2 separate regions of the Homo sapiens genome follow, and region 1 is linked to region 2. Evidence: read pairs that join two places in POLR2A ChIA-PET (ENCODE). Cell type or tissue: Panc1. All regions are shown on one strand. Each heading gives the region's core, and the rest is flanking DNA. Links, peaks and the distances in the headings are about the cores only.

Region 1 (15,680 bases), core at 1-8,000, 190 kb after region 2:
TTCTCATCTGTAAAGTGAGGAAGTTGCATTCCCATCATTTTCACAAATGACCCCAAGTTGAACAATGCCCGGTGTTAAGGGCATCAGTGGGACTCACAACATCTCCCTGTCTTTGTTCAGCCAATCTTTGCTGGGTGCATTCTGAGCAACTGACCTGAGCCAGGAGAGGGGAGAAGCTTACAAGTCAGCATCTTTCAATATAATTAATGGTTTCTTTCTTTTCAATTGAGAGCAGATGAAAAAGCAAAGATTAGGTAAATGGTCATGTCATTGAGGTAACCCGAACTCAGGGATGCATGACACACGTATCCTGTTTCAGACATGATTGCATAGAACTATATCCTTTTTTTTGTGATCAAGAGGAAACATTTTATTTTATTTTTATTATTTTTATATTCTTTTTGAGACAGAGTCTCACTCTGTCACCCAGGCTGGAGTGCAGTGGCCTGATCATGGCTCACTGCAGCCTCAACCTCCTGGGCTCAGGTGATCCTCCCGCTTCAACCTCCCGAGCAGCTGGGACTACAGGTGAGTACCACTATGCCTGGATAATTTTTTCTTTCCTTTTCTTTTTTTTTTTTCTTTGGAGACAGAGTCCCGCTGTGTTGCCCAGGCTGGATTGCAGTGGCACAATCTTGGCTCACTTCAATCTCTACCTCCCAGGTTCAAGAGATTCTTCTGCCTCAGCCTCCTGAGTAGCTGGGATTACAGGCACATGCCTACACACTGGGCTAAGGAGTAAACATTTTAGTAACCAAGTGGACACTGAAGATGTTGAGAACTGGTAAACAAACAATCAAGCAAGTAAGAACAGAAATACCAGCATTTGGCTTTTGAGTTAATGACAAGAACACTCGGCATGGGAGCCTGGGTGAGCAAATCACAGATCTTCAAGCTTCTGTAAGTGGCCTGCATTGGGGGTCACCGTGGTGAGCTACGTAGCACCCTGGAGTTCCACAGTGCTTCTCTGAGACAGCCACAGAGATAGAAGGACAGCTTAGTGAGGAGTCCCCACTACCCCATCGAAAGGGGACTTCCATGAATAATAGTGCTTGCACAAAAGCTAACTCTCTTCTATCACTCTTCTGCTTAAAACCCTCAGCACTATATTAAGATTAAAATCCTGATTGAAGCTTACTAAGCGCCTCTGGCTACCTCTCCCAGGGCACCTGGGTCCTTCAGCAGACAAGCCCCTTCCTTCCTCTGGGTCTCAGCACTTGCTGTGTGCACCTCTTCCCAAAAAACTCTTGCTCACTCTTTGCCCGGCTGTTTGCAAGACTGGCTCCTTTTCAGGTAATCCTATTTCTTTTTTTTTTTTTTAATTATTTGTAGAGGCGGGGTCTCGCTATATTACCCAGGCTGGTCTCAAACTCCCGGGCTCAATCGATCTTTCTGCCTCAGCCTCCCAAAGTGCTGGGAAAGTGCTGGGATTACAAGCATGAGCCACTGCACCTGGCCTTCCTCTACTTCCTTCATGGCAGGTATCTCCATCTAAAATTATCTGTATATCTGTTTCCTCCTCTGCCTTCCCACCATTACATTCTGAGCTCTATGCAGGCAGTGAGTGTCTGTGTTTTGCCTCTCGCTGTCATCCCAGAGACTAGGGCAATACCTGTCCAAACTAGACTCAATCAGTGCCGAGTAAATGAATGAATGAATGAATGGTTATTTTTTTTTTCCAAATCTGATCACATGTAGCTGTCCCATCTTTGTGCTAATCAAAATTATCTTTCTTTTTTGGACACAGTGTCTTGCTGTCGCCCAGCTTGTGGCACAGTGGCGCAATCAGAGCTCATTTCAGGCTCAACCTTCTGGCCTCAAGCAATCCTTTGGCCTCGGCTTCTAGAGTAGCTAGGACCACAGGTGTGTGCCAGCATGCCTGGCTAATTTTTTTTTATTTTTTGTAGGGACAGGCTCTCACAATGTTGCCCAGGTTGGTCTTGAACTCCTGGGCTCAAACAATCCTCCCTCTTGGGCCTCCCAAAGTGCTGGAATTCCAGGTGTGAGCCATCTCACCAGTTCAAAATGATCTGATGCTTACACTTAATCACTCAAATAGCACTTTCATATACTTAATCTTCAAAATTATAATCTGAGGCCTTTTTGTGGGTTGGTGAAGAGCCACTGGCTATGAACCTGTTTGCCTTTAACTAAGTAATCTTGAAGGAGACAATTCCTCCAGCTTCAGATTCCTCCTCCATAAAACTAGGATGATTCCTCGAGCAGCTCCCACCATGAACAACCTATGAATGTTTAAGACATTGACTAGATAGAAACTGATCCTTTCTCACAAAATGTTTTGTGAGATGTCTCCCTTATTCCTGCTACGATGTCCTGAACATCTACTATATGCCAGGTGCTGGGTTAAGTACTTCTCACACACTGCCTCTGATCTGCAAACCAACTTGCTGGGCAGGAATTCTTAGCTCCCCGCCCCTTTTTTTTTTTTTTTTTTTTTTTTAACAGATGCAGAAGCTTACTTGGACCAAGTGACTTGTCCCAGACCACACAAACAGTAAGTAGTAGAACCAGTTCTCAAATCTAAGTCTGTCCAACAACAAAGGTGAAATTCCTTCCACCTCCCCACAGTGCCCCTAGGAAAGGGACTACAAAAACATCAGATTAGGGTCCCTATTTACAACAGGAGTTAGGCATGTAAGGGAGGCAGGTGTGGGATGGAGAGGGGGAGCCCCATCTTAATACAGCAGCTGTTACTTAGCTTTAGTGGAGGTTGTAACAAAGGAATCGGAACTCAATGTTTCCTGATCATCTGATTTTTTAAAATCAGGATGTAAGAAATTTTTTACATGAAAACTCCATTGTGCAGGCCTTTCTGGAGAAACTGACCCCAGGCCAGGGCCTCTGATCTGTTTTTTTCTTTCTTTTTTTTTCTTGTTTTTTTTTTTTTTTTTTTTTTGAGACAGTGTCTCTTTCTGTTTCTTAGGCTAGAATGCAGTAGTTACAATCACAGCTCACTGCAGCCTTGATCTCCCAAGCTCAAGGGATCCTCCCATCTTAACTTCCTGCATAGCTGGAACTACAGGCATGTGCCACCACATCAGGCTCAATTTTAATTTTAATTTAATTTTTTTGAGACATAGTCTCACTCTGTCGCCCAGGCTGGAGTGCAGTGGTGTGATCTCGGCTCACTGCAACCTCCGCCTCCTGGGTTCAAGTGATTCTCATGCCTCAGCCTCCTGAGTAGCTAGGATTACAGGGGTGCACCACCACACCCAGCTATTTTTTGTATTTTTAGTAGACACAGGTTTCATCATGTTGCCCAGGCTGGTCTCAAACCCCTGACCTCAGGTGATCCACCCACCTCAGCCTCCCAAAGTGCTGTGATTACAGGTGTGAGCCATAGCACCTGGCCTAATTTTTTTCATTTTTCTGTGAAGACAGGGTCTTCCTGTGTTGCTCAGGCTGATCTCAGATTGCTGGTCTCAAGCAATCTGCTCTCTCGACCTCCTTAAGTGCTGGGATTACAGGTGTGAGCCACTGCACCCGGCCCAATCTATTCTTATTCTGGCTTGCATCAATCATTGACCAATGAAAGTTGACAAATGTGGCCAGGCACAGTGGCTCACGCCTGTAATCCCAGCACTTTGTGAGGCCGAGGGGCGGGGGGTGGGCAGATCACTTGAGGTCAGGAGTTTGAGACCAGCTTGGCCATCATGGCGAAACTCCGTCTCTATTAACAATACAAAAAAAAAAAAAATTAGCAAGGCGTGGTGGCAGGCACATGTAGTCCCAGTTACTCCAGAGGCTGAAGCAGGAGAATCGCTTGAACCTGGGAGGTGGAGGTTGCAGTGAGCCGAGATTGCGCCACTGCACTCCAGCCTGGGTGACAGAGAGAGACCCCATTTCAAAAAAAAAAAGTGCCAAATGTGTCCCTTCAATTCCAGTCAGCACTTTTGGAAACACGCGTAAAATTGTTGCCAATGTGCATTCTGTGTGTTTGGGAGTCATTGTGCAAAATGCGTGGGCAGCAAGCACTCTTTTGTGAACCAAGTTCTATGAACCACCAAGTATTCTTTCTCTAGGCTGAATTCCAAGGCTCTGTTCAGAGAGTACAGGTTTCTGAAGGAAGGGATTTGATCTATGTATGCGGCTTTCTTCTTAAAATGCCAGGAAGAAGGTTGCTTAACAAATGCTTTTGACATTCCTGACAAGTAATCTCCAGGCTTGACTTCAGGGGTGAGTTACACCTCTCCCTCCCCACGCCTTTTTGAGAGTATTGCCAACAAGCAGCAGCAAAACTGATGTTCTTCAACTCCACCCTTTGGTGCATCACTGAAATGGCAAAAAGGTAGGAGGTGCAGAGGAGAACTTCAGGCCACGGAGGCAAGAAGTCAGTCATTGATTCCTGGCATGATTGTGATAGTCGTGTTTGGAAATCCAACCCATAAAATGAGCCACCGGTTTCACAGCGCACACCTTAGAGATCTCAGAAACATGCCCTAGGCTTGCTTGAGTCACAATAGCTGGGTTCAAATCTCCACTCCTGTTGTCTAAAGAACGAACTGTCTAGGCTAGTCTCAGCCTTGGTTTACAGGTATCTCTCCGCAGGGTTTTTTTGGGAGAACTATATTTGAAATAATGTGTGTGAAAGTTTCTGAGATATAGTAAGTAATAATACTTGTGGGGATTCTAAGGCTTACTTGCAGTGATTTAAGTGTATATGGGGAATATTTTTATTGTATTGCATTGGCATGAATAAAGACATTTGAGATTTGGATGTTTACGTCTTAAAAAGCCAGTGGTATTTAATATTTGCAGGAAGAAAATGTTGTATTTACCCTATAATATAGGAAACTTGGCCCATTTTTCTAATGATATAGAAAAAGCTCAATTAGGCTTAAATATGACCTAGCACCACCCCAAGCCTACAGCACTTGTATTCTCTTTAATAAAAATTGCGTAAATTATAGCTTTCTCTTGATTTGCACAGTACGGGCTCAATTCTACCCCCTTTCCCCTAAGTAGAGTTGTTTCTTACTATTTTTCAGGTTAACCAACTAATGTCAGACATATGTTTCTTCACCAAACACTGCATTAGGGGACGTTTATTTTACATTTGTTCCCTTTTGCAAATATTTGCAGTTAGTTGCAGAACTGAGCTATTTTATGAAGTACAGAAAATATGTCCAGGGAAAACATAAGGTTTCAAAAGTAGCTTTTGAGAAGGAGAAAGGAAGAAAAGTCTAATTACAGTGAAGATAGGTACTGATTTGTGCTAAGAGAATGTATAAATCACGTCCACTACACTCGTGGTTTTAATGCATTCTGTGCATCTGAATTAAACAGGAGCTAGTGTTTGAAATTATGTCTAAAGCTTTCTTCAGTGATTTGAGAATATAAAAAGTAGTGTTTCTTTTCTTTCAAAAGACATCCCTCTCGCAGTGTGCCTTCTATTCTTGACTTGTCTTGCTATAAAAGAAAAAGCTCTCACAGTCTTTTCAAATCTAAATAGTCTGTACATTAAAACAGTTTCTTTTTTCATTTAGGAAACTGAATCATAGCTATACAGTTACAAACATAATATGAAAACCTAAACACCTTTTATCTAAAATGAACCCTCAGCAAATTAGCAAGAGGTAAGGTTTAGGTATGAGGGACATTTTTTTTTTTTTTTTTTTTTTTTTTTGAGATGGAGTCTTGCTTTGTTGCCCAGGCTGGAGGGCAGTGGAGTGATCTCGGCTCACTGCAACCTCCGCCTCCCAAGTTCAAGCGATTCTCCTGTCTCAGCCCCCCTAGTAGCTGGGATTACAGGCACCCGCCACCATGCCCGGCTAATTTTTATATTTTTAGTAGAGACGGGATTTCACCATGTTGGCCAGGCTGGTCTTGAACTCCTGACCTCAGGTGATCCACCTGCCTTGGCCTCCCAAAGTGCTGGGATTACAGGCATGAGCCACTGCGCCCGGCCTAAAGGACATTTCGGTATACATTTAAAGTGAATGTTTTATACAATGAGTCAAAAGATGCCCTGACCTACAATAAATTTAATTCTTTTGTTGATAATTCCAGGCAACTTAAACATATTCAAAGCAAACATGGGATGGTTAGGACCCAAAACAGCATTTGTTTAGAAAGATGAGGTCCTATCTGGGATTCCTTTTGCCAAGGGAAGATGCCACTGGAAATGAGACTACTAATGCCCCAAGAAGTGACTGATCCTATAATGGAAAAGGGAAAAAAGAAAAAGAGAACTGCTTCCTTCTTCAAGGGACAACCACATCAAAGCACAAATGCACTCCTGCGTAGGTGTGTGAGATGAAGGTACCATCTCAGCCACTGTAGAAACTGCTGGCCTCCCTTGAAAGAACACAGGCCACATTCCAGGGCAACCATTTCTGTTTAAACTAGTTTTTAAATGTTAAAATGTTATATGCATATGATGACAATATAAATGGTAGCAAAATATAGGTGTTAAGAATAAAAGCTTCTGTCCTCATTAGTCTTCTAGTCCCTCTCTCTGATTTATTGGACATCATTCCAGAAATTTTTTTCCTTTAAGACGGAGCCTCACTCTGTTGTCCAGGCTGGAGGGCAGTGGCGCAATCTCAGCTCACTGCAAGCTCCACCTCCCGGGTTCATGCCATTCTCCTGCCTCAGCCTCCTGAGTAGCTGGGACTACAGGCGCCCGCCACAACACCCTGCTAATTTTGTTTTTGTATTTTTAGTAGAGACGGGGTTTCACCGTGTTAGCCAGGATGGTTTCGATCTCCTAACCTCATGATCTGCCTCCCCTTGGCCTCCCAAAGTGCTGGGATTACAAGCGTGAGCCACCACGCCCAGCCTGGAAATTAATGTGTAGACAAGTACACAGAAAATGCACATGGCTTTTTATACAAATAGGATCCACCCTTTTTAAAACAAATGGTGGGCTGAGTGCAGTAGCTCATGCCTATAATCCCAACACTTGGGGAGGCAGAGGCGAGAGGATTGCTTGAGACCAGGAGGAGTTCGAGACCAGCCTGGGCAAAACACAGTGAGACCCCGCCTCTAAAAAGAAATTTAAAAAACTAAAATGAAAATAAAATAATACCTGGGTGATGAAACAATCTGTACAACAAAGCCCCATGACACAAGTTTACCTATGTAACAAATCTGCACACATACCCCTGAACTTAAATTAAAAGTTAAAAAAGAGTTTCATAATGAAAGGGGCATTTGAAAAAAAAAAAAAAGAAAAGAAAATAAGGGTCAGATAGACTATGAGACTAAGCCAAAGGGCCATACTGTTGGTTAAGTAAGCATGAACATGCATTTAATGAATAATATATGGTTGTTTTTTTTTTTGAGACAGAGCCTTGCTCTGTCACCTAGGCTGGAGTGCAGTGGTGTGATCTCCGTTCACTGCAGCCTCCGCCATCGGGTTCCAGTGATTCTCCTGCCTCAGCCTCCTAAGTAGCTGGAATTGCAGATGCGCACCACCGTGTGCAGCTAATTTTTATATTTTTAGTAGAGATCGGGTTTCGCCATGTTGGCCAGGCTGGTCTCAAACTCCTGGCCTCAACTGATCCTCCTGCCTTGGCTTCCAAGATGGGATTACAGACATGACCCAGCAAACCCAGCATAAGTTTTAAATAGTTACATGTTCACGGTTAACAGTTTAGAAAAGCAAGAACCAAACTAAAGTATCACTAGTAATTGTTAGAAAATAAAATAATAAATGGGATCATATTAACTCTACTGCTCGGTAGATTGTTTACTAAATATAACTTGGTTATGTGTTCCTACCCACATGTCAAGTGTATTTCACACATTGGCATCACTGTAGTGAACTGTATTCTCTGAACGTACCATAATATCCCCTGCAACATTCATATCGACAGAATAAACTGAGTGTTTTTGAGAAAAAGTTTGGGCAATACCTTCCAAAACTAGCAATCCAACTTGACATTCTAGAAATTTGTCCTTCAGATTCGTTCCCACATGCACAGATACAAGGATGGTCACTGCAGTCCTGTTCACAACAGGGAGAGAAAAAAGAAGCAATCTAACCAGCAATTAAAAGGGGTCAAGTTTATCTATGATGGGGCCACTTTATAATTGCTTTGAAGAGAGAATAGTTTTAAATGAGAGTCTGTCTTCTTCTGACCGTCATAAACACACACACAGCCCACAAGGGAGAAATTGAAAATTGGCCTTTGTGAGGCTCTTTACCGGAGCTGCTTTCTTCAGTAGTCTTAAAACTTATCATAAAAAAGGATGCAAATAATAAGTTAAAGATGAACGGAGCCCGTGCAACCCTTCTTTGTGCAAAATTCAAAGAGACAATTAAAAAACAAAAAGGTCCCTCCAAAACACAGGCCAAACGATTATCTGCAGCACATTTACCTTACTACCAGTGACTGCTATGAAAATGAGACCTGGCCAGGTGCAGTGGTTGACACCTTTGATCTAAACTTTTGGGGAGACTAAAGTGGGAGGATTGTTTGAGCCCAGGAGTCTGAGACCAGCCTAAGTAACAAAGTGAGACCCTGGCTCTACCTAAAAGAAAAAAAAAAAAAATTAGTTGGTGTGATGGTACATGCCTGCAGTCCCAGCTACTTGGGAGACAGAGGCAGGAGGATTGCTTGAGCCCGGGAGGTTGAGGCTGCAGTGAGACATGATTGTACCACTACACTCCAGCCTGAGTGATAAAGAGAGACCTTGTCTCGGAAAGGAAAAGGAAGGGGAAGGGGAAGGGGAGAAAATGAGATCTGACATCCCTGTGACCTTCTGAGGGGCATTCATGAACATTCATAATATTGAAGAGAGAAAATCACCAAGGGTCCATCAGAATCTTAGTTCTCTTATTCACTCCAAAAACGTATGAGGCTGCAGCCCATTTGCTTCTGAGTGGCAAGTAGTAGGTCCAAAGAGAGCCCTTTCTGGCAAGTCTACAGTGTCACACTGCAGCCAACAGAAGCCTCTCTCTGATGGGGTCTCTGCTCTCTCCATCTTGTATGATCTGAGCAGAGCACAGAGCAGGTGCAACCAGCCAGGGCGGAGACCACAGCTCCGAGGACTCCTATCGTCACTTCGACGGGACCAGCATGATCATGTGCGTTTACTAAATCTAGTGAAACTCAGAGTAGGAAACACCATTACCACGTTTGTTGCTTAATCATGAGCAAGTGAAACGGAGTGAAAGTGAAGAGTGCTATGAAGTGACAAATAGGGGGTGCGAAGTTAGACCGCCATATAGACTCCCGGTGCTGCAAGGGGCCACCAATGCTATCACCTACCTTGACTTTGGACTCACCATCCTCATGCTTCCCATAAACTTGGCTGTACATTCCTTTTCTATAAGAGCTCTAGAGAAGGGCTTCTCCAAATGCATAATATTTCACATTGGCTCTTGTAATTATACAACCAGGAAGTTGAAGACTGTTCCTGCTGCCTACTAAGTCTGTGGTCAGGAAGTAAAAGTATCAAAGCTTCCTGCCGTTAGGATAAGCTGGCCGGAAGCACTGGCTCATGTCTGTCATCCCAGCACTTTGAGAGGATGAGGCAGGCGGATCACTTGAGGCCGGGAGTTCGAGATCAGCCTGGGTAACACGGCAAAACCCTGTCTCTACTAAAATTAGAAAAATTAGCAGGGCATGGTAGCACATGCCTATAATCTCAGCTACTCGGGAGGCTGAGGCAGGAGAATCACTTGAATCCGGGAGGCGGAGGTTGCAATAAGCGGACATCTCGCCACTGCACTCCCGCCTGGGTGACAGAGTAAGACATGTCTCAAAAAAAAAAAAAAAAAAAAAAGAAAGAAAGAAAAGAGGGAAGCCCAATTAATGCCCAAGGATGAAAACAGCCTTCCCATTCTACCTGCTGATCCCTTCTGTGGCCAGACATCTGAAGAGAAAAAGCAAGGTCATCTGGGATGACACCATTCTTCAGGATGACTTTCTTTGAAATAAAGAGATTTTAGAAACTACACCTTCAAAACTGGATTGCTTCTGATCAAGTCAAATTAATAAATAGCGATGAAAAGGGCCTCAGCTGTAAAGAGCTTCTAGAAATCCCTCCCACCCAGGAGAACTCTCTGCTCTCTACCTCCCCGGTAGCCAGCCGAGAGGAACTTCCAGTTAAATTTTCAGTGCCTTTCTTTCTGAAGAAATCATTTCTGTGAAAATTCCAAAAATGACATTCAAAGAGAATAATGTAATACTTAAAGACCACTAATTCCTTTATCAAGAGGCATTGGAAATTCAGATGCTCTATTTTATTTGGAATATGAACAAAACTTCATATGCTCTTCAGTGGAAAGCCTGTGCTACGAGCAAGTAATGAAGGCAGGATCCGAATCCAGGCAGGAGACTTCTTCAGTCACTGCACGCAGCCCATCTGATTTACAAGCCTTTGCTAAAACCCACTAGGTGTAAAGTGCTCTGCTCAATGCGATCGCTACTTATTGATCAAAGATAATCTCTGAACGCTACGACAATTAAGTGTAATAAAAAGCTTCACTGGGCTTCTAAAACAGGATCTATATGTATATATACATACACAAACTCATATATATTCATTCTTATATATTCATATATATGAATATTGTATACATTCATAGATGTGTATATATAGTCCTATATATACACACAAACACACATATATATTCATTCGTATGTATTCATACATATGAATATTCTACACATTCATAGATGTGTATATATATATATATATTCCTGTATATATGTGAATATTCTACACAGCCATAAAAAAGAATGAAACACGTCTTTTGTAGTAACATGGTTGGAGCTGGAGGCCATTATCCTAAGTGAACTAGCTCAGAAACAAAAAAAACAAATACTGCATATTCTCACTTATTAAGCGGGAGTTAAACAATTGGTATATATGAACATAAAGATGGAAATAATGGACCCTGGGGACTGCAAAAGGAGGGAGGGTGGGAAGGGGGTGAGGGTTGAAAAATTACCTATGGGTTATGATGTTCACTAGTTGAATAATGGGTGCACTAGAAGCCCAGTCCCCACCAGTAGGCAATGTACCCATGAAACAAACATGCACATGTACCCCCTGAATCTAAAAGAAAATAAAATAAAATTTAAGAAACATTTCATCAGTGACTCAAAACCTATTTGGAGTTTTGGCACCATGTTTGAGTTCAAAACTCTTTTCTACCCTAAAATTGCAGCTTTGTGATTCATATTTGAAACTAAAACTTTGAATGAAATAAATATTTGCTTTCAATTGCAACAATAAAAAAATTGTCAAGTGGGACCTAATTAAACTGAAGAGCTTCTGTACACCAAAAGAAACCATCAACAGAGCAAACAACCTACAGAATGGGAGAAAATATTCACAAAGAATGCATCCAACAAAGGTCTAATGTCCAGAATATGTAAAGAACTTAAATCAACAAGCAAAAAACAACCCCATTAAAAAGTGGACAAAAGACATAAACAGACAATTCTGAAAAGAAGACATACAAGAAGCCAACAAACATATGAAAAAATGCTCCACGTCACTAATCATCAGAGATATGCAAATCAAAACCACAATGAGATACCATCTCACACCGGTCAGAATGGTTGTTATTAAAAAGTCAAAAAATAACATGCTGGTGAGGCTGTGGAGGAAAGGGAGTGCTTATACATTGCTGGTGGGAGTGAAATTAGTTCAGCCACCGTGGAAGGCAGTGTGGAGATTTCTCAAAGAGCTTAAAACAGAACTACCATTTGACTCAGTAATGCCATTATTGGGTATATACCCAAGGGAATATAGATCATTATACCGAGAAGACACATGCACTTCTATGTTCATCACCGTGCTATCCACAAAGACATGGAATCAACCTAGGTGTCCGTCAATGGTGGACTGGATAAAGAAAATGTGGTACATGTTCACCATGGAATTCTATAAAGCCATAAAAAAGAATGAAATCATTTCTTTGGCAGCAACATGGATGGAGCTGAATACCATTTTCCTAGCAAATTAATGCAGAAATAGAAAACCCAATACCACATGTTCTCACTTACAAGTGGGGGCTAAACATGGAGCACACATGGATGTAAACATGGGAACAAAATACACTGGGGACTACTAGAGTGGGGATGGAGGTGGGATGTGGGTTAAAAAACTACCTATTGGGTACTATGCTCATTATCTGGATCCAGTATACCCATGCAACAATCCTATACATGTACCTCCTATATCTAAAAATAAAAGCAGAAATTTAAAACAAATAAATAAATATTTGCTTTTCTCCTTATAGATCTACCCTTGGGATAAGGTAACTCAACCTTTTCCCAGTGCCCCCAAACAGTGCTGGGAATGAGAGTCCTCAATGCAGCCTAATTCATGGGACCACAGACATCATCTGTCATAGAATGAGTTCAGGCTCAGCAGCTCAGATGCCAAAATCCCTCTAGAATCCCCCTCGATGAGCCTACTCAATACTTCATTAAGAGCCTTCTCCCAGGAGTGTGGAACCTGAATAATTCTGAATAGTCTGACATGGAAAAACTGGAAAAATTGTTAAGAAAACCCTGGAATGAAGAGAGTGTTTTCCCCAGCTAGAAACACTGTGGCTAAAAATAGCACAATGAAAAACATATTTGTCTCTTACATACAATGGATGTAGGATATAATTATGGGCTGTGTTTCTGTCTGGGATAGAGGCAAGGGAGGAAGTGCCAACGTCTAGAATACAGAAGGAATAAAGGACAGTATATTCGACTCCTAGGCTCCTTCTGCACCCTGTAGCAACCACAGCCCCTTGGTGACTTGGGTTCTCACTCCGAAAATACCTGTAACATTAAAATCCGACTCTACTTGTATGGCCAAGAAAAATTTCAGGCAGGTAGAATTTAAAATTTTAAGTCTGTGCAGTACTGGAGCTCCTATCAGTAGGTACCAGTAAAAAGTAAATTAATATCACTTCTGTAGCCTGTCTAGAAAAAAGTGGCAAAAGCATAATTAATATAAAAATATAAATACCCTGGCTCCTTTGGCATACTTAACATTTTGTATTTTAATTACTTTACAGAATCATTGCTGCTGCTGGGAGTTATTTCAATAACACATTCATTTTTTTTCTATGCCTCCTAAAATGAGAAAAAGTGCAGGCAGTATAGGATAGTTTATTATGTCGTATTTCCCAGTAACTCTCTGAGCCACAGTTTCTGCATCTGTAAAGTGGAAATAGACTGCTAGCCAAGGCCGGGTGCAGTGGCTCAAGCCTGTAATCCCAGCATTTCGGGAGGCCAAGGTGGGTAGATCACTTGAGCCCAGGAGTTTGAGACCAGCCTGGGCATCATGGTGAAACCCCATCTCTACCAAAAATACAAAAAATTAGCCTGGCACAGTGGCATGCACCAGTAGTCAGGAGGCTGAGGTGGGAGGATTGCTTTAGCCGGGAGGCAGAGGTTGCAGTGAGCCAAGATCGCGCCACTGCACTTCAGCCTAGGTGGCAGAGTGAGACCCTGTCTTTTTTTTTTAAAAAAAAAAAGACTACTAGCCTTACTTGACTGCTAGTCATTACTTGTAATGATAAGAGGAAGTAAAGAATATAAAAACACTTTCTAAATATCCAATGCCATTTCAGCAGTCAATAAAAACAATCATTAACATTTGGAACATGAATGCTTAGAACTGTGCTACGTCTGTTTTGTTATTTAATCCTCACAACACAGCTAGCTACTGGCATCCCATTTTATGGACATGATGACTGAGGCCTAAGGACATGAATTTACTTTCCTCTAGTTATACAGCCACTAAGTGGTGAAGCCAGAACTCAACGCCCAGAACTTCCGATGTTGGAGGCACAGTTCTTTGTCACTCACTGTTTTGCAATAACTGTGGTAACAATTTAATATGAATGTGAGTTCTGGCATTAATCCACATTATCTAACTGCAAAATTTCAGGAGGTCTCATTCTCACACATGAGGCAGTTCTTAAAACATTTTGAAAGCCTATCCACTTATTCCTAAGTAGTTTTAGTTTCAAAAGTCCAAATTCCCATTTCACAGGTATCTTTCGATGATTCTGAACTCCGCTTTAACCTCACACGCTGCCATGCACTGTGTGGAAGAAACAATAGGCTTTCTTTGTGTTCTTTTTAAGCTTGGTGGAACTAACTACTCACAGGGCAACTGATGCCTCTGAACTAACCCCTTTCAGCTAACTCACAGATCCACAGCCGCATCCAGTGATTGCTATCACATCCAAATGGCTGGCAAGACTGTTTACTTATCCTCACTGGCAGCCGAAGCAAACAAAAAAAACCCTCATACTCCCAAGTGACCAGTATTTTCTTTTAAACCATGCTTTAAAAACTACCTTTATCACCCACACCCCACCTTCCTCCAAGAAGTCTTTATCTATCTTCTTGGAATTTAGAAATCCTGCTTCCCTAAAAGCTCAAAAACTGGATGTCTCTATCAGGACTGTTTTTTTCTAGTCTGGGAAAAATGCCTCGGTGAGAAAAGCATCAGATACATACTTTTAAAAAAGTGCAATGTTCATAAACCTGATTCAAAGATTATTTCTGCAACATTCCATGGATTTTATTTTTGGCATTTTTACAATGTGAAAATACAAAACTACCCATAGTCTCAATTTCAGGTTTGTCGTAAGAGTAAAAGAACACACACACACACACACACAAACACACACACACACACACACACATCTGGGAATAAATAAGAAATACATGGAGCATCTCAATTTTCAGATTGTCCATCTAACCCTTATCTGTGGCACTTTTATAGCAGTATTCACCGGGCACAATCAGCAGAACGCACAATGCATCGCTTGTTTTCAGCTCTATTCAAAAATCTCAGTTCATTCAATAAAAAAAAAAAAAAAAGCCCTTAAAAACAGCCCTTTAGCACGAACATTGCTATGGGAAAGCTGGGCTTATTGATTCACTTCTTCCTGCCAAGAGAACAATGCCGAGAAACAGAGCGAAATGTTTCCAAATAATTTTTGGCAAAAACTTGGAAGAAAAAAACCCCGCATATTTACCTGTACCCAGAGCTCCACAGGTGAGGCGGCAGTTAAAGCAGAAAATCTAATTCTTCTGGAAGTTTTTGTCTGGAACGGACTCCAGGGTCTTCCTTCGGAGCTGTCAGGTAAAACCCCCCTCCATGTCTGGGCTGTTTTCTTTTGCAGTTTTTCCCAGTGAAACTCTCGTCATTTGCATAAAACCTACTTGTAGCCTATAGGACTTTTTGAGTAGCTACTTGTTAAATCGGCTGTCTTGACATGCTCTTTCAAGCATGACATCATAAATCTCCATGGAAACCCTAACCCCACCTGCCGACATGCCAACATTACCTGTCAGGCGAAGACTTAAACAATCGTCTGAAATTGTTCATTAATGAAACCTTCTTAGGGGCTTTGGATCTCTGCACAGTATAATTTGTGCTGTTGGCAGAAACTTAGCCGGGAACGATGGCTTCATTTTCAAAGCCTGAGCTGTTTTGCAAAAAACAATGATCAAAATTATAGGCGTTCGTTAATCTGCCCCTCCCTGTCTAACAATGCACTTAATTGGTGGAAGAAAAACCTACAGCGGCCATGCGTGTCTCTCTCTGCAGGATAAAGTTACCTTGAAAACTCAGGTCTTGAAAAACCTTCAATTGATACTTCTTTTCCACTCTGTTCTCCACCAGCCCCCTTCCTAGAACTTTTTACCAGCAAAACTTGCAAAACAGGTTCCCTG
Region 2 (15,750 bases), core at 2,605-10,604:
TAAATTCAGCTCCACTTCTCTTTAGCTGGGTAGCTTTGAGCAAGCACACTGACCTCTCTTAAGCCTCAGCTTCCACTTCTGAAACAGGAGAATAATAAGAACTTCTCTCACATTGTATAGGTGTGAAAATCAAATGGCAGTAAATACAAGCAAATTGCTCAGTATGGTGACTGGCACAGAGTAAGCACGTCAGGAATGTTAGTTATTGATACCGTTGTCATTGCATGAGTGAAGGGGATATTACAGGTGGGTCAAAAACGATCTCTAAATAGATTATCAGCTAGGAGTGTTTTCTGAAACTTCCATTTCTGTGGGATTCTTTTGTTACTACGGGATGACTTGATACTCCCTGAATCCCAAACCCCTCTTCTCAACAAGAACACTGCCCTGTGAGAAAAAGTGCTCTGAGTTCAGTGGCCACTGCAGACACACATACTAAATGGGCAACTCACTCTTTTTCTTTTCTTTTCTTTTCTTTTTTTAATGGATATATTTTTAGTGTGCTCAGAAAAGAAGAGAATGAAGCAAAATTAAATATAAAAAGATACCATGAAAGAGATGTATAATGAAATTAAGCAACCTACTCATCTGACAAAGTGCTAATATCCAGAATCTACAATGAACTCAAACAAATTTACAAGAAAAAAACAAACAACCCCATCAACAAGTGGGTGAAGGATATGAACAGACACTTCTCAAAAGAAGACATTTATGCAGCCAAAAAACACATGAAAAAATGCTCATCATCACTGGCCATCAGAGAAATGCAAATCAAAACCACAATCAGATACCATCTCACGCCAGTTAGAATGGCGATCATTAAAAAGTCAGGAAACAACAGGTGCTGGAGAGGATGTGGAGAAATAGGAACACTTTTACACTATTGGTGGGACTGTAAACTAGTTCAACCATTGTGGAAGTTGGTGTGGCGATTCCTCAGGGATCTAGAACTAGAAATACCATTTGACCCAGCCATCCCATTACTGGGTATATACCCAAAGGATTATAAATCACGCTGCTATAAAGACACATGCACAGGTATGTTTATTGCGGCACTATTCACAATAGCAAAGACTTGGAACCAACCCAAATGTCCAACAAGGATAGACTGGATTAAGAAAATGTGGCACATATACACCATGGAATACTATGCAGCCATAAAAAATGATGAGTTCATGTCCTTTGTAGGGACATGGATGAAGCTGGAAACCATCATTCTCAGCAAACTATCGCAAGGACAAAAAACCAAAGACCGCATGTTCTCACTTATAGGTGGGAATTGAAGAATGAGAACACATGGACACAGGAAGGGGAACATCACACACCAGGGACTGTTGTGGGGTGGGGGGAGGGGGGAGGGATAGCATTAGGATATACCTAATGCTAAATGATGAGTTAATGGGTGCAGCACACCAACATGGCACATGTATACATATGTAACAAACCTGCACGTTGTGCACATGTACCCTAAAACTTAAAGTATAATAATAATTAAAAACAGAAATGAAACAAATGTTTAATAAAGCATATTTTGTTTGTTCTAAAGTCTTAGTAGGAACATCACTTCAAAATTGCAAAACTTAAATGGAAATATCAAGGAAGGGAGGCTGTGGGCTGTGTATAAACAAGCAGAAACAAGTTCAAATCCAGTGTCCAACATTGATCAGATGTGTGAGCTTGGGAAAGACCTCTTTGGCTTCAGTTTTATCACCTGTGAAAACGAAGTCAGTATACCCACTTTGCCAGAGTTACTGACTAATTTAAATAATATGTAAAGTACTTAACACACTGCCTACTCTGCAGACACAAAAAGGTTTGCTATCTTCTATCTAGAACAACGATGGTAGAGAATGAATACTATTTATATCCTGATAGATTGCACCAAGAAATTAATAGAGTTCCTATACATTTTTACAGTTTTACAGAAAAAAGAAGTCAAAGTAGAATGTGCAACCAAAGGAAGATGAAAGTAGGAAAATTAAAAAGAGAGTCCAGGAATGAAGCCAACACACAAAACACACGCCACAAATGCCTGTACCCTTGCTGTGGGTGGGCCACAAATTTAATTCTAAGCTTTAGAGTAGCAACACAAAGAGGGAAAATGATCACTTACAAGACTCAAAGTGTCCATATGATAAAAATAAACCAGGAGAAGCACAACTATTTCTGGTGATGAGAACAGAGAGATATTTTTACAGTGGGTCCTCATTAATGATAGAAAATGAATAATATGGCATTTGTAGGACCATCAGTAGGACACTCAGCGCATCCTGTTTAACAAGTGTGTTTACTCTGCACTCACCAGGGGTTAAGATGCCATGACTGGTTTTTGGAGGGACGTGAAGATGAATCATCACATAATATGGCTTGTGGCTTTGAAGAGTGTACAGTCTTTTGCATGAGATGAACACACAGCTAAATGATTATAACACAATGCGAATGTGCAACAGGCCCCCAAAAGGGAAAGATGAATTCTGACAGAGCATTAGCGAAAGCTTCCTGGGGTAGGAAGTCTTTTATTTGGGCTCTAAAAACAAGTTTTTATTATTTTGTAAAAGATTTTATTATGGGCTGGGCATGGTGGCTCACGCCTGTAAATCCAGCACTTTAGGAGGCCGAGGCGGGTGGATCACCTGAGGTCAGGAGTTCGAGACCAGCCTGGTCAACGTGGTGAAACCCCGTCTCTAGTAAAAAATACAAAAATGTGCCAAGAGTGGTGGTGTGCACCTGTAGTCCCGGCTACTCAAGAGGCTAAGGGAGGAGAATTGCTTGAACACGGGAGGCAGAGGTTGCAGTGAGCTGAGATCGCACCACTGCACTCCAGCCCGGTGACAGAGTGAGACTCTGTCTCAGAAAAAAGAAAAGAAAAGAAAAGAAAACAAACAGATTTTATTATGAAAATTTTCAAACACAAAAAAGTAGAGAAAACAATAAAAGGTACCCCCATCATCCAGCTTTGACATTTTTCAACATTTTACCATTTTGTTTCATCTACTTCCACCTTTTTGTTTTCTTGGTTTGCTGCAGTATTTTAAAGCAAGTCCCATTTTTCATGTCATTTAACCTGTAAACACTTTAGTATGTTCCATCTTTTAAAACATAACCACTAACCTATTATTATGCCTAACAGAATTACCAGCTATCCCTTAATATCTCCTGATTCCTAACACATGTTCAAATTTCCCAAATAGTTTTAAAGATGTCTTTTACAGTTGCTTTGTTCTTCTCAAAATCTGAAGATGGTGCACAGGCCACATTTTGTTATTATGGTACAGAAGACCCCCGAGAAACTTAACTGTGCTCCCTCCCCCACTTTTTTTTCATGACTGCAATTTGCTGAAGGAATTAGACAATTGTTCTGGAATATGTTAGATGAGTAGAATTTTGAAAGGCAGATATGTAGAGAGGGAGAGTGAATTTGAGACACTTGGAAAAAGAGAACAGGAGAATGAGATGTGGGAAGTAAGAACTGTTAGGTGATTCAGTAGAGAGATAATGAAGGCTATAATTTCAGCAGCCACGGTGCCTGGGTTTAAATCTCTGTTCTGCTACTCTCTGGCTGTGTGGCCTTGGGGAAATCTCTTAACATAAGGAGCTGTCTCATCATCTGTAAACAGGGGGGCTTATACCAAGACCTGGCTCAAAAGTTTATCTTGAGGATTAAATAATTAACATTACTGTCCAGGCGCAGTAGCCCACGCCTGTAATTTGAGAGGCTGAGGCAGGTGGATCACCTGAGGTCAGGAGTTTGAGACCAGCCTGGCCAACATGGCAAAATCCCATTTCTTCTAAAAATACAAAAATTAGCCAGGTATAGTGGTGCATGCCTGTAATCCCAGCTACTCAGTAGGCTGAGGTGGGAGAATCGCTTGAACCTGGGAGGCAGAGGTTGCAATGAGCCGAGATTGCAACACTGCACTCCAGCCTGGATGGCACAGTGAGACTCCCTCTCAAAAAAAAAAAAAAAAATCCCACAAAAGTGCTTAATAAATGCTCAAATAAGTTAGCTATTGTAAGAATACTGGTACAGGCAGTGGCAGAAGGGTCATCTGTTAGAGGCCTTGCAAAGTGGAGTGGATGAACTCTGGTGACCAGCTGGATGCATGGAAGAATAAAGGTCAGGCAAGAGAAGAATCATTGGTAACTCAATGTTTTACATCCCTCCTCCCACATTCCCCAAAATATGCATGCATACACACACAGGCACACATGCATGTGCACACACATACACACACACCCTATCATAGCCCCTCCATTCTTCAAAAGGTAATCAAGAAGGATAAAGACTTGAGTGGAAAAAAGATTAGGAATTTTTTCTTCAACAGAATGCATTGGAAACCACGGAAATGATCTCCATATGAAGACACTTAGAAGCTGAACATTTGGGTCTTGAATTCTAGAGATGGCAGAGTTAGGGATATGGCTTCAAGGGTCAACCACACTGATGTAATAGTCAAACAAGTGGTAAGATAAAAATCACAAGTGCAAAGGTTCAGATAAAAAAGAGTAAATTTAAAAAAACAAAACAAATAAACTCCAAACTAGAGAAGCCTGCTTAAACACAGGCAAGAGGAAGAAGAGTTAGGGAATGAAGGAAGCTGAGGTGTCTGTGAATGCAGACAAGGTATTTAGACACAAAAGTGCCATGGAGACCAATGATTTATAAGGGGACCATTCACTGGTGTCAAATACAAAGATCAGTAGAAGAGGGGTGGGAGGCAGCAGTTACCTTGGGTATTGGGGAATAATTTAAGAGGTAGGGCCAATCTGGTAATTGTCTATATACAAGTAAAAATCAAAGACATGCAAGAGAAATTAAAGGAAGCAGAGAAGAGGGAGAGTATTAAATGATGAGAGCAGAGAGTCTTGGAAAGTTGTCTTAAAGCACACAAGAAGGTGGAGAAGCCCCCACACTATGAAAAAGCCACCAGGTTTGGTGACTAGCAAGTCACCCTCAAAGCAGAATTGTCCAGTTCCTTCAACAAACTGCTGGTATGGAAAAACGTGTACTTTTTGAGAGTCATGAAATGGAATGGTTCCATCTTCAAGTTGTACATTTGTGAATTTAAAACCCTGTGAGTACATATATAAATTTTGCAAAAGGGCCTGTTCCATATGGTGAGCTCAGTCCCTTGGGAACTGAATTATCAAAGCTCCTATCTGATGTAAGGAAACAAAAGCCACGCAATTAAATTAGATCAGGGTGGTGGGTAGAGAAACAGGAGCCAGGTATGCTGAGTTCCAGCCGAGAACCACAAGTCTCCTTAGACAGACTAGCCTCAAAAATGCTCAGCTAGATGCTAGATGAAAATTTAGTACACGTTTTCCCCACCAAGCATGCATTCCACGCACACTCTGAGGCCTAGTCTAGCACGCTTCCTGAGTAACACATTTCCAATCATAAAACCGCTCTGGGAAGACTGTTTTAGATGGAGAGTTTTACATTTTCTTTTCTTTCAAAGGCAAGATATTACATTCATTGGTTAAGGAAAGTCTCAGGAGCCCCTGAGGAGTTCTGGTGTGACTTTTGTTGCCCCTCTGCTTATTCCAACTGATGTTTTTCATGACATGCATGTTTATTGGTCATAAGCAGGCAGCTGGGAGGTCTGTGCCAGGCTGTCTCTGGAGGCTGGGGAGTGAGGTCTAATGACATCAGGGGCAGGACTGCAGTGACTGACTCATGTGAGTAGTTAGCATCGAATTCCTTCATGGCCACGCTCACATTGCAAACATAAGGGAGGACGGAGTTCCCTAACCCCACGCTGCAGCGTGGTTTAGTCTACAACAATTGATGCTTGCTCTGTTCTCTGTTTCTGTTCTCCACCATGGGCAGTGGGTTGTGCAGCTGGGCTCCAGAGGCAGGGCTCAACAAAGCTTCCTGCCCTTTAATGGCAATGCAGCCACATTCATCAAGAAAGGAAAAAGAATTCCAACCTGCAGAGCCAAAAGGTGAGGGCAGCTGAATTCCATGCCTTTTAGCGTCTGCAATCTGTGAACAGGAACCAAGTTGCAAACTGCAGGCATGATCACACCTAGCTGGCTTTGAAACCGCTTTCTATTTCTCATTTCTAAGTAATCTGCATTGAAACACAAAAGCTTTTCTGCTGGTTAGATGGTGAACATTTACTGTCCCTTCATTTGGGGACAATGATTGAGTTTCTCACACACACAAAATGAGGGCTTAAAGTAGGCTCTGGGTAACCCAGAAAAAGTGATCAGCAGGGTTTCATCTTGAAGTAAGAACAGAACCACTCTGCAGAAACCCACAGCACATGTTCTGCATATCCTGATCAGCTTTGTTCATACGGTCAATATTCGATACTCTCAGTCCTCACTGCTGGTCCTTACGTAGGTACCAGAGCTGCTGGAGGGTTAAAACAGGTGTCTTTCCAGCCACAAACAAGATTCTCAGAGGCGATTCTGGGGCACCGGTGTGGAAATGGCTCTATGTGATAGGAACAGAACTCTCAGCACCATGGAACTCCAGGGTGAAGGCTAGACATAGCAAAAAATAAAGATATTCAAGGAGCGAAGACATTGATGAATGTCTCCAAGAAAGAGAATAACAGAGTAATAAAAGGCAAATGGTGCTGTAATATTTAGTCCATGCTTCACGATTGGCATGACTCAATCTGTCTCCATGTGGCTCTGGTTTACACATAAAGTATAACTGGCAAAATAAGGCTGAAAATCCTAGAATTTCTGAAGTAGCGACACAGCTTTCAATTCAAGTCACACATCATTTCTGACACAAAAATAACAGCAGTTGAGTACGTGAGAGGCCTTTCCCTCCAGAAGTGTAGGCTCTGATCCCACAATGTCGTCATTCATATTCCAGTCCAGAAGGACAGACCTTCTCCCAGCACTTTCAGCTAGATCTGCTGGCTTCTTTTATGGTTCTAAACTTACCCAATATGGAAAGCAGAATGCTGGTCCCTGAAAGATGTCTGCATCCTAGTCCCCTCAACCTGTGACTACATCAGGTTACATGGAAAAGGGGGAGTCAAGATTGCCAGTCAGCTGACCTTGAAATAGGGAGATTTTTCTGGAGGATCAGGGAGGCTCAATGTCCTTAAAGTGTCCTTAAAAGTGGACATGGGAGGGTTAGGGATGTGAGCATGGAAGCAGGGTCAAAGGGAAGCTATCTTGCTGGGTTTGAAGATGGAGGAAGAGGACAGCAAACCAAGAAATGTTGATGACCTCTAGAAGTTGGGGGAAAAAAAAAAAAAAGAAAAGATTCTCCCTAGGGCCTCCAGAAAAGAATGCATACCTGCTGGTGACCCCTTATGTCAGACCAGAGACTTTCAGTCTACAGACTCTAAAATTTAAGAGAGTAAATCTGTGTTGTTTTAAGTCACTGAATTTGTCCTAATTTATTACAGCAGCAACAGGAAACTAATATGTACTATCAGGAAGCAGAGACAGCCTCGCTCAGGAACAAAACTGCAGCTCCAAGACAGAACAGTGCCTGGGTTTCTTTGGCAATAAAAGGTAATCATTTATTTATTTATTTTTCTAGCTAAACTTGAGCATCCAGCCAAGTGCTAATCTGTAGAAAAGATGAGAAAAAATGGCACAGTGTCTTCCAAATGTGTGTGTGTGTGTGTAGGGGGTGTACAGCTGAGAAGCTAATCTTCTTTTTACCTCCCAGTTTTGCTACAGAGGAATGTAGCCTTATTTTTAGAAACTCAATCCCTTTCTAGTGGACCTGCATTAATATGATCTTAAAATCTGCTTTTTCAGTTTCTCCTTCTTTTTTCTTCAAAACATCCCTGTGTGCTTTGAATGTTTGGATAATCTCCTGAGACAATCTAAAGCTAGAGAATTTTAGTTCCCAAATCATGCGGATTTTTGTATTATGACCTCAGCATGGCTCAGAGAGGATATGGTAATATTTAAGACAGTACAACAACAAAATTCTTCCAGGGTAGCTCCTGAATTAGAAGGTGAGAAATTGAATTAGAATGTTAGAACTTGGAAGAGCTAATGTAAGAGTATGAATAGATTTTCCATGCAATTGTGCACCTTGCTGTTTGCCTTTTTGTATGTTAGGTTTGCTTTAATTGGAGAAAGAAATGCAAGAGATCTTCTGAGTCAGTTAATATACTGTGGACCAGGGACCCTTTTATAGGAAGATTTTCAGAATTCATTTAAAGTAAGGACATAACTCCTTGCTTAAAGATAAATTAGGATGTGTCCAGCCTTATTTTAATCCCTTTGCCCTAAATAACCAGGAAATCTTACTTCTCTACCAAGAACAAATAATGATCCACTAGGTGAGATGAGTGCGGAGAACCCTCCAAAACTCAGTTGTAGAGTTCTGATTACATCAGGAGTACAAGCAAGAGGAGGGACGCTTTGACCCACTGAAGATAAGTAAAAATATGACAGAAACACTTACCCTCATGTCTCCATTCATAGTTTTTGGTGTGTGATTAAACGCATGTGCAGGATCCTTGTTGTACACTTTGAGGAGTGATCTGTCTTGAATGTTCCTGGAATCAAAAACATCGATAACTATGGCAGATGAAAGAAGCCTGACTTTGGCCATTTCCTTAGCCTGCCCTTAAAGATCAGGTAAAAAACATGAACAGACAATCCAAAGGCTATCTACAGTACGCCAGTCAAAAGCTATGTGACCATAAAATAGGCAATTATAAATACGGAAAAGAAGAAGAAAAATGACTTCAGCTTTTCTCTCCTTTTCTTGTTCCCCAAGAAAGTATTATTCCTCCAGTATAGTTCCCCACCCATAAATGTTGGGTGGCACGAACTTTCTTTCAAGATTCCGAGTATGGAAACTAAGGCTTTAAAAAAAAAAATAAAGTTCCAATATTTACAATACATTCAAAGAGATTTGGTTGATATTTAAATATTTAATTGTTTACTTTTCCCAAACACCTGGTTTGCTGCTTATCTAATGAATGTACATGAAAGAAGATTTTTTTCTTTTTCTTTTTTTTTTTTTTTTTTTGCCTTCAAACACTTTCGGCAACTGAAAGAAAAGGTATCTGGAGTCCAGAAAAAAAAAAAAAAACAGTACCAAAAAGATCTAATATCTTTACCATGCCTTTTTTCCTTCCATAGTGGGTTAGAAAATTAGTTTTTCTATATACAAATCGAATTGCTGGATGTGAAGAAATAGCAGCAGATAAATTCTTCTTTTTTCTCTGAACCCGGCTCTTAGAGCCAAGGTGTCATAACGTAGCAAAAGACAGGATCAGAGCCTACCTTAAAATTATCGAAGAGCACATGAATATCTATGAAGTCTCTCTCCCTCCATGTTCAGCTTTCATCAGCAGAAGGGCCACCCAAGGCCCTTTTGGCTCTGTCTACACTGTGATCCCTTCCAATGCCGGCTGGGCTAGCTCAGAGAAATGTGGGCAGGAGGAAGAATTCCTCTCTTCCAGGTGCAGCCTCATTTAGTGGGCTGACCCAATCACTGGGATTACTGGCTTGTGTTTCTGTTTTAACTGAAGTGGAGGATTCTTGGACTAGTCTTCTCTTTCTCCTTTAAATATCCGCCAGTAATTGCTTTGAAGCAATGACTAGCCCAAGCTTGCACGGTTGCTCCAGTAGCTTGTTAGAAGTCGGCTTGAGGGGGAACCAGCAGCCCTGTTATTAAAGGGGGCTGGGTGAATATGAAGGGGAGACTCACAGAGGTAAGGATGTGGGGTTTCACTAAAGGAGCTCCCCATTTGGCCAGAGGAAGGAGTCACAGGCGAGGACGTGAAAAACTAGAAAACCTCACGGGAGCCATGAAAAAGACTAACTGTGATTCTGGAGGTATTTAAAATGCATGAGGTTGGTTTATCATGACTTTAGAAACATATTCATCTGAGATGAACCAACAGTAAAGGCCGGGGTTGCATTTACTGTGGCAACATTTACAACACAATATTCTGACCTGAACTCTCCATAGCATTTCCCTAAGGAAAATATGAGGAGCCTAACACAATGATGAGATAGGCAACTGTTTAGCAAATATGCTCACGCTTCAGAAACACTGAAGGAAGTGCAGTGAAATTTGTCTCTGAACTTAGAAGATTAAAGTCACTGTCTCCAGTTGAAATCTACATGATACTTTTCTTTTGTCTTTTTTTTTTTTTTTTTTTTTTTTTTTGAGACGGAGTCTCACTCTGTCGCCCAGGCTGGAGTGCAGTGGCACCGTCTCGGCTCACTGTGAGTTCCGCTTCCCGGGTTCACAGCATTCTCCTGCCTTAGCCTCCCCAGCAGCTGGGACTACAGGTGCCCGCCACCACGCCCGGCTAATTTTTTGTATTTTCCGTAGAGACGGGTTTTCACTGTGTTAACCAGGATGGTCTCGATCTCCTGACCTCGTGATCCGCCCACCTTGGCCTCCCAAAGTGCTGGGATTACAGGCGTGAGCCACAGCGCCCAGCCTTTTTTTTTTTTGTCTTATATAATGCTGGTGGTGAAAATTTCTTCTACCATTCAAATAAAATATAATCAAGGCATTTAATGCATAAAATCAAGAAATAGAATAATTCTTTGGAAGCGACATGCATGTGCTCACATAGCATAAACATTACTGTCATCACCAAATAAAACATTGTCTACATTTGAACATTTTTAGGTTCTTTTTTTTATTTAAATCAAAGTAACTGAAAAGTAAAATTACAGACAAATTTATAAATCGGTGATCTTTCCACTTAAATATTTTAAATGAGAGTTTTTTAAAAATAACTTTAGGCTATCAAGCTGGGAGCAGTGGGTCACGCTTATAATCCCAGCACTTTGGGAGGCCGAGGTGGGCAGATCACTTGAGGTCAGGAGTTCGAGACAAACCTGGCCAACATGGTGAAACCCCATCTCTACTAAAAATACAAAAATTAGCCTGGCGTGGTGGCGCACACCTGTAGTCCCAGCTACTCGGGAGGCTGAGGCATGAGAATTACTTGAACCCAGGAGGTGGTGGCTGCAGTGAACTGAGATCATGCCACTGCACTCCAACCTGGGCGACCGAGTGAAATTCTGTCTCAAAAAAAAAAAAAGTTAGGCTATCCATACTACAACTTACGGATCAACAAGATCATCATTTTCACAAATATCAACATATTGACTGATGGTTTCATTTATGTTATCAACTAGATTTCCATTAAGGAGAATCATGACCTTTTCTTCTTTTTCCTCCCTCTCATTTCTTTTATTTTGTGACTACTTCTCGACTTTCCCAAACAATGTAAAAAAGAAGGCAAAGTAGCCATACTTTGAAGCTTGAGAAAAGCTCTAGAAAATGGTGACTCATTGTAATATAAAAATCCTTGCACAGGCTGCAAGACAGTGAGGCCCAATTACTCATAATAACCTCATCAGCCTTGAGCTCCATAATCAAGTGTGGCTTCCCTAAGTTGCATGTTTACTTGCTATTACTGTGTCCTTCAATTCCTCTAATTGCAAAGGCAGAAATGTAAGATGATTGTTGTAACTGGCAGCTCCATGTAAAAACAGTATGTGGGATTATATTACTACAAACATTGTCTTTAAATATAATGTGATTATTTCATGTTTCAAGTTTACGCTTTGTGAATGCAAAAAATTTCTTTTGGTGACAGCTTGATTAATAATTTAGTTTAAAAACAAACATGAATTTTTGGGTACCCATGAATATTTAAACACATTTTTAAAAAGCTGTAAGGTTGTGAAACAGATGTAGTATCTATACCTTGAGGCATGTGTCAAACTTTGAAAGTTCTAAATTACTCATACACCTGGGCACATGCCTAAATATGTCATTTGTGATCATTGGTAGATACAGATCAGTTTACATTTATTATGCACTAGAGGCATATTTTTTAAAAGTGGTACCCATTAATTCCATGATGAAGAAACAGGGCAACTTGCTATTCCCCCCAGGGTGTGGACTCAGAAACCCCAAGTTCTGCCTCCAGTGATTTGGTGAGGGAACATTCGAAGAAATCAAAAAGTTCTTGACCAAGAAGTGTGAACAGCCATATTTGGGGCAGAGCTTGGTACTTAGCTGGCTGTGTGCTTTTGAATAAGTCCCTCAAATTTTATGCGTCTGAGTTTCTGGTTCCATAAAATGAAATGGCTGGATTAGTCACTAAATAATCTGTGGAGTTCTAAAATGTTTAGAGACCATACTAGCAACTGATTGCTTGTGTTGATCTAAGTCCTGTTTTCCAGGTTGTTTGGTTGGAACAGATCAAATGAGTTCTTTCTACTGTATACATGACACCAAAATGACAATAAAGATGCTTTTGAGCCAGGTGTGGTGGCCCACGCCTATAATCCCAACCATTTGGGAGTCCGAGACTAGAGGATTGCTTGCCTCAGGAGTTTCAGACCAGCCTGGGTAACATAGGGAGATTCTGTCTCTACAAAAGATTAAAAATTAGCCAGATATGGTGGCATGTGCCGGTAGTGCCAGCTACTCGGAAGGCAGAGGTGGGAGGATCATTTGAGCCCAGAAGGTCGAGGCTGCACTGAGACATGATCATGCCACTGAGGTCCAGCCTGGGTGACAGAGCAAGACCCTGTCTTCAAAAAAAGAGAGATGAGGCCAGGCATGGTGGCTCACACCTGTAATCCTAGCACTTTGGGAGGCCGAGGCAGGTAGATGACCTGAGGTCAGGAGTTTGAGACCAGCCTGACCCACGTGGTAAAACCCCGTACCTACTAAAAATAGAAAAAAATTAGCTGGGCCTGGTGGTGGGCGCCTGTAATCCCAGCTACTTGGGAGGCTGAGGCAGGAGAATCGCTTGAACCCAGGAGGCGGAGGTTACAGTAAACGGAGATCGCACCATTGTACTCCAGCCTGGGCGAAAGAGCAAGACTGTCTCATAAAAAAAAAAAAAAAAAAAAAAAAAAAAAGAGAGAGAGAGAGAGAGGGAGAGAGAGATGCTTTTGTTTCTAACTGACTCTCAATCCCATCAATAGCAGGAGTCCATTTAGCTTAATTTTGGAGGATATTCAACTGGGGGCCCTGGGGAAAGGCCACCTGGAAAGTAAGATCTTTGGGTAAAGGACAACTCTTTAAGAAATGAATGGAAAGTGAAGATGCTTCTCAGTCTCTTTTCTTATGGAAAATAATACAGAGCCCACTGCTTTTATTCTAACTTGTTATGTGTAAATAACGACCCAGTGGGATCATTACCTAAAATGTCCACAGGGTCTTTCTATGGAGGAAAGAACACTTGAGGGGGAATTGGGAAAGTTCCAATATGAATGAAGTACTGCCTACAACTCTTAAGACCTCGATCAGGTCTCTCCGCTACCTTTTTGGGCCTTAGTTTCCCTAACCCTTAGATAAAATGGTGGACTGAATCATTTCTAATGTTCTTTTCAGATGTAGCATTCAAAAATCTGTGGCGGAGAAATTTGTCCTCGTTTTTATAAGCTATACCCTGTAAATGAATTGTAGAAAACCAGATAGTGAAATCATCTGACTGGGTGAAATAAGCCCAACCAATCAGGATAATGAATCTGCTTTCTTCACTAGGATATAAAGAAATTAGAATTTGGTATAAACTCTATGAAAGGGATATGATGGACCAAACAAAAAACAAAAAACAAAAAACAAAAAACAAAAAAACACTCTAAATGCAATATAGTGGGTAAAAAAAAACCCCTCAAAAACAAAAAAACAAAAAACAAAAAAAACTCTAAGGCAAAATGGCAGGCAAAAAATGATGTCACAACTTACCTTACATCATTTAATTCATAATAGACATTTCTGCTTTCATCTTTGATGTAAATGGCGACACTGGGCGATTCCAGCATTTTCATGGTGAGCTGCTGTGGAAAGGCACTTACGAAGAGAGCACGGATTGTGTCTGCACTTGTGATTTCATTCGGCATCCTGAGCTGCTTGGTTTCATCTCCATACTGGAGATAGAGAACCCCTGCACACAAAGGAAACAGTTATTAGTCACAGGTCAAGACTCAGGGGACACACAGCACAAGCTGAGCCACTTCTTTCCTGCTGCACTTAGGAACGTTCAGGACAAGCTTGGCAAGCATGTAACAAGAGATCTAGGTTTGGAATTTCCAAGGAATGCACTGTTTGGTTATTGTGTAAGTACTCACCTTCGTTCTTTGAAGTCCAAGCAGGTGTTAAAGAGCCTAATTTTCAAAAATTCAAGGGCTGGGTGCAATGGCTTATGCCTGTAATCCCAGTGCTTTGGGAGGCCATGGCAAGAGGATTGCTTGAGGCCAGGAGTTCGAGACCCACCTGGGCAATGTAGCAAGATCCCATCTCTTTGGAAAAAAAAAAATTAGCTGGGTGTGGTGGCACATGACTGTAGTCTCAGCTACTCAGGAGGCTGTGGTGGGAAGATCACTTGAGCCTCAGAGTTGCAGGCTGCAGTGAGCTATGATTGCGCCACTGCACTCCAGCCTAAGTAATAGAGTGAGACCCTGACTCAAAAACAAACATGCAAGAAGCAAACCTCTGGTAGCCTAAAGCAAAAGACAATACTTGGCCAGGCTCGGTAACTCACGCCTGTAATCCCAGCACTTTGGGAGGCTGAGGCAGGCGAATCACTTAAGGTCAAGAGTTTCAGACCAGTCTGGCCAACATGGTGAAACCCCATCTCTACTAAAAATACAAAAATTAGCTGGGTGTGGTGGCACATGCCTGTAATCCCAGCTACTCGGGAGGCTGAGGCAAGAGAGTTGCTTGAACCTGGGAGGTTGCAGTGAGCTGAGATCACGCCACTGCACTCCAGCCTGGGCGATAGAGTAAGACTCCATCTTAAAAAAAAAAAAAAAAAAAAAAAGGACGATACTTAATTCCTTGGAAAGGTATATTTAGAAATCTGACCTCATAGAGTGATTTTTTTTCATGTCTTTCATTAACTAGGAACACAATCATTATAGCCATGGGTAAGCTACATAGCTTAAATCTGTCTAGTCCATTCAGAAACATTTTCAGTGGAAATGCAACAAGATTTCTGTGGTTCTAATACATATTTATTGAATGTTCATATCGTGCTAGAATCTGGCACCTCAATGTTTCAGAAATAAAATGGAAAAAGCACAGGATCCCAGAGTTCCCAGGGGGTATGTGGGCCCCAGTGCACCCTGCCTCCTAGCACTCACCCATCTGTGGAGAGCAGCTCTGTTCCACGTTGATTCTGGGCTTGGCTGTGTGACTTGCTTTGGCCAATGGGATATTAGCAAGTGTGATGCAAAAGGAAAGCTTGATATGTGTTTGCACCCTGGAGTTTGTCCTCTTGGTGAGCTTGGTTTGGGGATGTTTCCTTTCAGAACTCAGCTTCTGAGGAGTCCAACCCAGCCACACGGGAGGTCACATGCTGAAGAACCACCCCATCTAAGCGCCCATTTTACAGCTGGAACCACTGAGGTTATGTGGATGAGCCGTCTTGGGAGTGGTCTCCCCAGCCCCAGGTGAGCTACCCCAGCTGATGCCAGCAGAAATGAGATGGCCCCTCCAAGCACTGTCCAAATTGCAGAATGATAAGCAAATAAATGACTGTCATGTGAAGTCACTATGCTTAGGGTGATTTGTTATTCAGAAACAGATAACTGAAACAGGATATCCACAATCCTGACACTGAATTTGAGTCTTGCTTTTTGTGAGAATCTACTGGGGGTGAACTACTACCACTGGAGTAAACTTTGGAAAGGGAGACTCAAAAGAGAAAAGAATGAATTCCGGTTCAATATGGCAGCCCATGTAATACATTTGTCTCTGCTTCCTCCAGAAATTCCATTAAAGTGACAATAAGGGATACAAAAGCATAC

What was found. Peaks named below come from ENCODE experiments on the same cell type or tissue, not always from the same donor. Only the 100,000 strongest peaks of a DNase experiment are listed, where the experiment ranks them.
Region 1: POLR2A ChIA-PET joins it to region 2 with 10 read pairs; 4 of 35 experiments call an interaction of 5 or more read pairs at or near these places.

Annotation. Positions count from the first base shown.
Region 1 is chr10:24,238,638-24,254,317 of GRCh38, reverse strand. The region is part of intron 2 of KIAA1217; the gene reads right to left. Among named protein-coding and RNA genes, the nearest start is that of MIR603, 29 kb to the left of the region's middle. In Panc1, for the core only: no CTCF peak of the experiment used is centred there; no DNase peak of the experiment used is centred there.
Region 2 is chr10:24,431,131-24,446,880 of GRCh38, reverse strand. It overlaps KIAA1217, which reads right to left. Exons shown (of 21, transcript NM_019590.5): 4 at 13,688-13,886; 5 at 8,402-8,495. LOC124902395 (a long non-coding RNA gene) reads left to right here and starts at 7,415. Exons shown (of 2, transcript XR_007062090.1): 1 at 7,415-7,491; 2 at 15,253-15,490. RefSeq lists enhancers at 6,038-6,087, 12,760-13,436, 13,782-14,418, 13,274-14,473. In Panc1, for the core only: no CTCF peak of the experiment used is centred there; no DNase peak of the experiment used is centred there.